2 separate regions of the Mus musculus genome follow, and region 1 is linked to region 2. Evidence: chromatin loops called from intact Hi-C (ENCODE). Cell type or tissue: heart. All regions are shown on one strand. Links, peaks and the distances in the headings refer to the core of each region. The heading gives the core; the rest is flanking DNA.

Evidence for each region. Peaks named below come from ENCODE experiments on the same cell type or tissue, not always from the same donor. Only the 100,000 strongest peaks of a DNase experiment are listed, where the experiment ranks them.
Region 1: it touches region 2 in a loop (2.3-fold over the local background); 4 of 42 quality-filtered maps call a loop at or near these places.

What each region holds. Positions count from the first base shown.
Region 1 is chr14:118,714,145-118,718,395 of GRCm38, reverse strand. Gm27198 (predicted gene 27198) reads left to right here. Exons shown (of 6, transcript NR_166836.1): 6 at 82-868. Among named protein-coding and RNA genes, the nearest start is that of Abcc4, 10 kb to the right of the region's middle. In heart, for the core only: no CTCF peak of the experiment used is centred there; a DNase peak (open chromatin) is centred at 1,775; H3K27me3 peaks cover 59 bases.
Region 2 is chr14:118,664,874-118,669,124 of GRCm38, reverse strand. Abcc4 (ATP-binding cassette, sub-family C (CFTR/MRP), member 4) reads left to right here. Exons shown (of 31, transcript NM_001033336.3): 2 at 18-128; 3 at 658-778. Among named protein-coding and RNA genes, the nearest start is that of Gm52104, 24 kb to the right of the region's middle. In heart, for the core only: no CTCF peak of the experiment used is centred there; a DNase peak (open chromatin) is centred at 1,554; H3K27me3 peaks cover 86 bases.

The DNA.
Region 1 (4,251 bases), core at 680-3,179, 49 kb before region 2:
CACCTGTAATTCTAGCTGTTAGAGAAATACTGAATGATCTAATAATTGGACATGGTTGCATCTGATCTCCTTTTCACACAGGATGGTGTCCACTTGGCCTGGAATGGCTTGGACAGAAGGGCTGAGAAGAGCTGCCCCCTATCAGTTCGTGGCGTTTCTTCAGGAGACCCTGGTGCTGCGCCTGCCTGCTTCCAGTAGAGCAAGGAGGATCCACTCCCCTGTCCTAGCAAGAGAGTAGTTCTGGTGGCACAAGACAAGTGTGGTTTTCCTTTGGACTGTGAAATGGGAGATAATTCTGCCAGCGGTTTACTTACAACTACTTAAATATCGGACCCACAATTTTTAGTATAAGTAGGATTTGGCATATTCTTTCCAAATATGTCAGTGATCTTTTCCAAATCACTAACAAGATGTCTCAGTACCATTTACGGAGTAATAGATCCATTCTTTGTTACTTTGAATTTCTGCCATGAGGCTCCTTATATTGTTGTCTAAAATTGGAGTATATTGTGTTTCATCGCTCTTTATGTGCCTGAGTATTTTTTTTTAAGTACAGCTCGTTGTATTTCTCCTCTGAATTGTCAACTTGATTTTCTGCAGTGAGGATGCTTGGGACGGTGTCTGGGGACGCGTGTATCCTGGGCACCACTAAGCTATGTCCTGCACTGGCACCTTACACCATTTCATTTCCATAGTCCCTGCTCTGCCTTATCTTTATGTCTTTGAAATTCGTGCAACTTTTGGTCCACATGAAGCGTATATGATAGAGTGAGGATTACTATTCTCTCAAGTTTTATCCCAGTATTTAGCAATTTTATCTTTGTGAACTAGTAAGGATTATTTAAAATTAAAAAAAATAATACATATGCATGGGTGTTTTGCCTGCATGTATGTCTTCGTATCGTGAGCATTTCTGGTGCCTGTGGAGGTCAGAAGAGGGTCAGCCTCTGGAGCTGGGAATTGAACCTGGGTCCTCTGGAAGCAGCGATCGCTCCAGATCCCGTGGAGCTGGAGTCCCAGGCAGTTGTAAAGGACAACATTTAATCGGAGCTCGATTACAGATTCAGAATTTCAGTCCATTATCATCAAGGTGGGAGCATGGCAGCATCCAGGCAGGCATGGTGCAGGAGGAGCTGAGAGTTCTACATCTTCATCTGAAGGCTGCTAGGAGAAGACTGGCTCCCATGTGGTTAGAAGGGCAAGGGTCTCATTGCCCAGCCCCACAGTGATACACTTCCTCCAACACGGCCACACCTCCTAACAGTGCCACTCCTCCCTTGGGCAAGCATAGTCAAAGCACCGCACTGCACACATGTCCTTTCATCAGCTTTGTTGTGTAAGGCAGCAGACCAAGGGGAGGGATGTCCATCCTGAAGAATAGCTAACATTTTATATGTAAGCGGGAGTGAAGAAAGGCTTCCAACATTCACTCAGCGTATGCCGCCGACGGGTGGAAAAATAAGGATTGCTGTTCTCACATAAAGCGTACAAACTGGAAAAATCTCATCTCCACCCATGCGGACTCAGCACTGGGGTGATAGATGCTTATCCCCAGGTCTACTTCCTTTTCAAGTTACCACAGCAAGCTCTTTACCCCTTACCCGCTGAGCTGTCTGTCGTAAATGCGTTTCAAAAGTGCACTTTTTATGGTAGGAACTGTCTTGTTTTGTTTTTGAAATGGCATCTCTGGGTGCTGGACAAGGTGACTTCTCTGCTGCTTTGGCGGCGATGTCTACACTCTAGGGTTTACAGGACACAGCTTGCCTGCCAACCATGCCACCAACTTGACTCTGGTGACCCTGTGCCAACCTCCTCTGACAAGGCCCTTGGCTCCTGTTCTTGGTCTCTTTGTTCATGCCCAGCCTTGTGGCATGAGATTACATCAGGTACAGCAGAATTGTTGACTCATTGACTGTAATCCCTGACTTTTGCCTGGTGACTCTTAATATATGTGAGCGGAAATGGGGAGGACTCCTGCAAGACTAAGATGCCAGAGCGAGCAAGAAGTTTGGCCAAATCTTGTTTGTGTGTCCCCCAATGGAGAGTGTATGTCACTTTGTTCTAAACTTATGTGATTCCAAACACTATTTATTGTCAGGCTAAGAAAAGGTACACTTCCTTCTCAATGGAAAGTAAATATTATGGAAGAAAACAAAATTATTTTGAGGTCAACAGGCTGGTTCATAAAAGACACATGACTCCAAATCTGAAGCTCTGAGCTGGAACCCTGGGGAAGAACTGAGTCCTGCCAGCTGTCCTCTGACCTCCATGTGCACCACTGAACATGTACACATACATGTATGTTCTCTCTCTCTCACGTATGCTCTCTCTCTCATACCAAATGAATAAGGGTAATAAAACTATTGTTCTAGCAAGTCCTTAGTGTGCATGACATAACACCTGGCTTGAAATCTGATCCTAGACTGTGCTGCGCTCCTTTGGAAAGTTAAGTTTTTAACCTACTGTACTTCACTTCTGTTGTGGCTGTAACTGAGGTAACTGACTTTGGCGATGGTTGACTTTTGTGCTGTGAAGAACTTCTGAAACTCACAAGGCCTCTGCTTTGCTTTAGAGACCGTGTCTCACGTAGCCCAGAACAGCCTAGAACTTTCTATACAGCCGGGGATCACCTTAAACTTCTGCTCCTCCTGCGTGCTGGGATTGCAGGACGCTCCACCAGGCTGGGGTTATAGGGTACCGAGGATAAAGTGTGGGCTTCGTTCCCGCCCCACAAGAACTCTTCCAGCTACACCATGTTCTCAGCCTGTCGCACGCTCTGTCGTATGGAATAATTATACTACTTCCTTAAAAAACAAAAACACTTAATCTTTCTTTATTTTAAGGTTGACTTAGAAAACTTGGAAGGATCTATATTTGCTTTGAGTTTTAATCACCTATAATCTCACAATATTTACTGTTAGAGTTCTGGAACATTTTGTTTTGGTCTTGTTTAGTTTCATGCATTCTGGAACAGAGTGGGCTCAGTGGTTTTGCATTCTCATACGACTATTTTTCTAATTTTTATTGTTTGGGGACTTGAAAGCAAACCTAGAGCCAAGCCTCTGAGTGCTAAGCTGGGTATGGCGGGCTGTGCCTGTAGTCCCGGTGTTTGGGAAACTGGGGCATGAGATCAGCTTGAGGCTGGGAGTTCTAGGGCAGTCTTAGACGTACAGTGACGTTGCTGTCTCCTAAACAAGAAGGCCAACTATAGTACAAAGGCCTTAGCTCAGTCCTCAGCACTGAGGGTGGGCCTGGACAATTTGAAGGGTCTACTTGATTTAGTAGAGGATCCCGAGACATAGGTCAGAGAAGCTGTGAACTGTATGTGGCTGTCTTTCAACTCTCCTGCGGTCTTGCTGATCTCTTCACAATTGATCTCTTGCCAATTGCTTCACCATCATCCTTGCCTTTTGTGCTGGAAGCTCTTTGCTCTAGATTGGCTCCTTGTCCACCATCTGGCTTCCGGCCACCCTCCAAGGAGCCGTCTCTAGGTACTCATAAACACATAGGTTAGTGACTTATCACCTGGATGTCATTAAAATTCCTAAAGTGAAATGCTTGGATCAAAAAACTCGTAGTAAATCTTGCGAAATTGTTTTCTGAAGAGGCACTTGGTACTAGTTCTCTAGGGTGGTGTAAAAGAAATGGGCCCCAGGTAGCACTGAAAAGCCAAGTTTGTTTTATTTAGCCTACAGATTTAGTTTTATTATTAGGGTGTGAGAGTTTTGCCCAAATGTATATATGTGTATGATGTGAATTTTTGGTTCAGGCAGAGGTCAAAAGAGGGTGTTGGATCTCCAGGAACTGGAGGGACAGAGAGTTGGCAAGGGATGAGGGTGCTGGGGTCAATATCTGTCCTTGGGAAGAGCAGCCAGTGTTTATAACCCCTGATCGAACAGGCATGGTCACATGACCTGCGCACTCTTTTGGAAGGTGAAATGAGTGGTGTCAATGGTCATCCACTGGTGAGGACAATGTTGTCCATTGAAATATAAAATGACACAAACTGCATAATTTTAGATTTTAGTAAGATATAAGAACAGAAACAAAGCAGAACAGAACAAAACAAAACAAAACACCCTGTGTGTCTAAATTTTATCATTTAAATCTACAGTCAGTGTAAAAAAAAATCAGGTTTGGGAGGCTTCAACTGTACTCAAGGGCTATGGTCTCCTTCCCGTGTCCCCTTAGCTTTCCCTTTCTTATGGGAGATAAACAACTCAGAGTGGGGCAGGGGAGCAGCAGGGCATC
Region 2 (4,251 bases), core at 562-3,061:
CCCTTTAACTTTGACAGGTGGCTCAACCCGCTGTTTAAAACTGGTCATAAGCGGAGACTGGAAGAAGATGACATGTTCTCAGTGCTTCCAGAAGATCGCTCAAAGCACCTCGGAGAGGAGCTTCAACGGTAAGCAGGGGGCGGCGGGAGGAGGTGAAGCCTGAGTGTGCATGCGCAGGGTGGCCCCTTGCTCGCAGGGTGGCTTGGAGGAGGTCTGACCTCTTCCCACGTCCCTTGCTCTGTCTGGAGCTTTAATGTCCCCACGTTGCACGCCTCCCTTCAGGTTGTCCTGTCTTGGTCTGACTTAGTGACTTGGGGAAAGAAAACCTGGGTTGGGGCTCTATAGGTCTTGATGGCTGAGATCTGTCCCTGGGGCTGGTCTCACCAGAGCAGTAACCTGCCCTCTCTGGCTGCCAGGGCTGTTGTAATCCAGCAGAGCTCGGCAGTGACCTGTCCCCGGAGATGTCTCCCCTTGAGGTCTCTCTTTCTGGTGCAACAGAGTCTGCCTCACACATCTTTCTGGGTCCCTCGGGACGAGCCAGTGTTTGTATAGCATCTGCGGGGTAGCCCTGTCATAAACACTTACCTGTCCTTCTGCCCTTCCGTTTTACTCAACGGCAGTCCTACTGTTCCTGACTCCGCGTTTGTCTCACTGCAGGTACTGGGATAAAGAACTTCTGCGAGCCAAGAAGGACTCGAGGAAGCCCTCCTTAACAAAGGCAATCATAAAGTGTTACTGGAAGTCTTACCTGATTTTGGGAATTTTTACGTTAATTGAGGTAAATGTTAGTCATATCCTGACTGCTGTCTCTGAGTGGGTTTACCAGGAGGAGGCGTGGAGTCCTGACGGTCGATCATTGTTGGAGTGAGTGGGGACCAGCAGGCAGAATGAGCTTTGAAAATGTCTTGGGTTCAGGGAGGAAGCGTGGTGATGCTCATTATCACATCTTTGGAATGGGTGATGCTTTGGTGACTGAAGCTGAAGACATTGCCGTTTCTTCTAATTAAAGCGCAGTGCTATCTCGCAGCTGTTAAGATCGCTTACTGCTGTTGCAGACATCTGGAGTTCAGTCCCCAGCGCCTACAGGGTGGCTCACAGCCCTTCCTGAGGTCCAGTTCACGGAGAGTCTCCGCCATCCTCTGACCTGCATGGGCTCCAGCCTATACGCAGTACACACAGATTGCAGGTACACACACACACACACACACACACACACACACTACATACATCTTAACAAATGTTTGAAGTCCAGTCTCACAGGAAGCTGACAGCACCTCTGAGTGCTGGTGTTCGGTGTGTAAATTCACCTTGTCCTCTTTGATGCTCATGAGGAAATACATTTGGATCAGAGCCCAGAATAACCAGTGCCCAATAAGTAATTGTTAACTGAACCATGCCAGATCTGATAAATGCCTTCCTGGGAGAGTATTGTCAACTTTCCCTTCCCAGGTAAACAAGACATGGTGTCATGTGCCCGGGCTTGCTGTGGGGCCCTGGAGTCTCTCACCCTCCTGCTGACCGATCGTTGGCTGGGCACTGAGAGCTGAATCTACTCTGGCCATGGACCAGCTTCAACTCTCGTGACCTCCTGTACCATTCATCCTGGGTTCTTGCTGCGGAGCAGATTGCTGGTCTGACGTTGAGTTCTGGTGGTATGGACTTAGAGAGAGCTACAGCGCTCATTCCCTGATAAACCAAAGCTGGAAGGCCATGAGTCCTTGCAGGGTCACCCGTTAGTCAGATAGTCGGCTGCCCAGTGGGCAGTGCCTGTGCTGGTCAATGGTCTGCTGGAGGGGATCCTGGAAGCCTGGCTGTGTGGCTTGTCCTTCTGGTGGCGTCTTTAAGAGAAAAATGTTATTTGTATATTTATTTACGTATGCGTGTGTTTATACCACATATATCAGGATGTCTAAGGAGGCTGGGAGAGGAGGTCTGAGCCATTAGAACTGGAGTCACAAGGCGGGTGTGAATTTCCTGACAGGGATGCTGGGATCTGAACTCGGGTCCTCTGGAAGAGCAGCAAGCCCTCTTCATCACTGGTACCCTATAATGGGCTTAAGAGTGTTGGAGGTCTCACAAGTGGCTGGACATCCTATCTATGGAAGTTGCAGCTCTGTGGAAGGGTGGTCTCTGATGCAGTGAGGTGAAAGCTGTCCCAGGTGTCTTTGATGGGGTGAGGCAGGTGGCTATCCAAGCAGGAGAGTGCGCTCTTGCTGAGCACGCCCTGTGCATGTTGAAAGGCACAGAGTTCTGTTCTATGGCCTCGGAGAAAGGTAATGGAAGTGCTTGGTTCCAGAGATCGACCTTCTGGAGGTTGCAAAGGTGCCACCATCCTTGTTCCGGACATGAGTGCTCTCTTTGAGAGGGCAGTGCCCACTGCTTGGGTGCTGTTTGTAGCTTGGAGAAAGGTAACCTTGTGATGCAGACCACATGCTGCCCCATGTTCTCTTCTCCCCCAGGGTAGTCAGGCCCACTGTGCACCTGGGTGGCCTAGACGGAGGGAAGCGTAGTCAGGCGGGTGGGTGCAGGCAAGACCTTGGTCGGCAGTGCACTGGCCAAGAACACACATGGAGACAGGGTTGGATAATTGGTTCAGTTGATTGGGGGAGCAAGTTGTTTTGTTTTATATAAAGATAAGGAGAGAAGGAATGTGTTTGGTGGAGGTGTAGTCAGGTGTGGGGGAAGGGGGTGCCTCTGCAGGCCCATGCTGAGGCATCCCTTCCCCCTGAGGGACCAGCCACATGATGGTATAGTATAGAATAGAGTTTATCTAGGGCATGGGGAGAGAGGGGTTGGGAGGGTAGTAGAGACAGAGAAAGGGAGAGAGAGAGAGAGAGAGAGAGAGAGAGAGGAAGAGAGAGAGGAAGAGAGAGAGAGAGGAAGAGAGAGGAAGAGAGGAAAAGAAGAGGTAGAGGCCGGCCATGGGCATGTGGAGAGAGGGGGAGGGGAATGGGGAGAGGGGAAGCAGGAACAAGAGACAGAGCAGGAGCAAGAGAGCAAGAGAGAGAGGAGGGGCAAGCAGCCCCTTTTATAGTGAGTCAGGTACACCTGGCTGTTGCCAGGTAACTGTGGGGTGGAGCTTAGACAAAATTCTAACACAAGGGCTATTTAAACCTTTGGGGTTTAAGTAGGAGCTGTCTGTCCTGTTGAGTGTCCATCTCTAGCTGGGACCTGGGTATTGGGGATGCCTCATTTGCATAAGGAGGCATTCCAGGTGCTGCTGGACATGACCTTATAAAGGGAAAGGAAGTTTAACCCCGGCCTTGTGGCCTCCTCAGGTGAGGCAAAGCGGGGACCCAGGACTGTGTGCACTGGGGCATGCAGGCCCCAGGTGGGGGTGGGGATCCTACTCCTGTTCATTTCAGGATAAGATTTAGGGGTTTGGACACACCTCAGCCCTACTCTTGCTCGGGGTTTGTCCCCCCACCCCCATCCCACGGTTCCCTGGCCCCACGAGTGGGGGTAACCTGAGGGTGGGAGAGAGTGCACCCTCAGGCTCCTAGCCCGGTTTTCGGTTTGCTTTACTTGTGTTGAGCGTCACGGGGATGGTATTTTTTACATGGCTGCAGAAAGTCTGAGTTTAAAATGAATAGCACAGTGAGCTGCTGTCTCTGTAGCCGCCTTGCAGAGTTTCCCGGTCAAATGCGCTGCACAACCATGGCTAGTGGAATTCCTCTAGGAAGCTCCGGAGTCTCAATATGTGCTTGGGGGCACAAAACAGACATCTGCTAAGTGCCACAGGGACCAGGGGCTTCAGGGTGGCTTCACATAGGTGTGCCATTTCTTGGCGCATCCATCTGCCCCCTTGTTCTGTAGTTTACAGCTGTAATCAGGCACTTTACATTCTGAAAGCATCATGGTCTTGAAGCACCCTGAGTCTGGGTCTGTCCCTGGCTTGTGGTTGTCCGTGGTGTCAGAGGCTGCCCTCCCTTTAGTTGGAGTCCTGAGCCCCAGATGTTTACCCAGCTGACGTGTCACAGTGAGTGTGGGTCCCGCTTAGTAGGTCAGCTACAGAGGTGCAGGCAGCAGCAGCTGGGCGAGAGAGGACAGCTATGCTGAAGTGATGTCAGTTTTGTCCCATAGTGATCACCTTTGGAGCCGGGAAGGGCAGGAAGGCAGGAAGTCCTGCGACAGCACAGTCCGTGGAACCCTGGCTACTCTTTTAGGAACCTGCTTATTGAAAAGTCATGGCAGAAGAGTAGAGAAGGGGGTTCCTGGGGAACCCGGACATTCTCCCCAGGACTAGTGGCA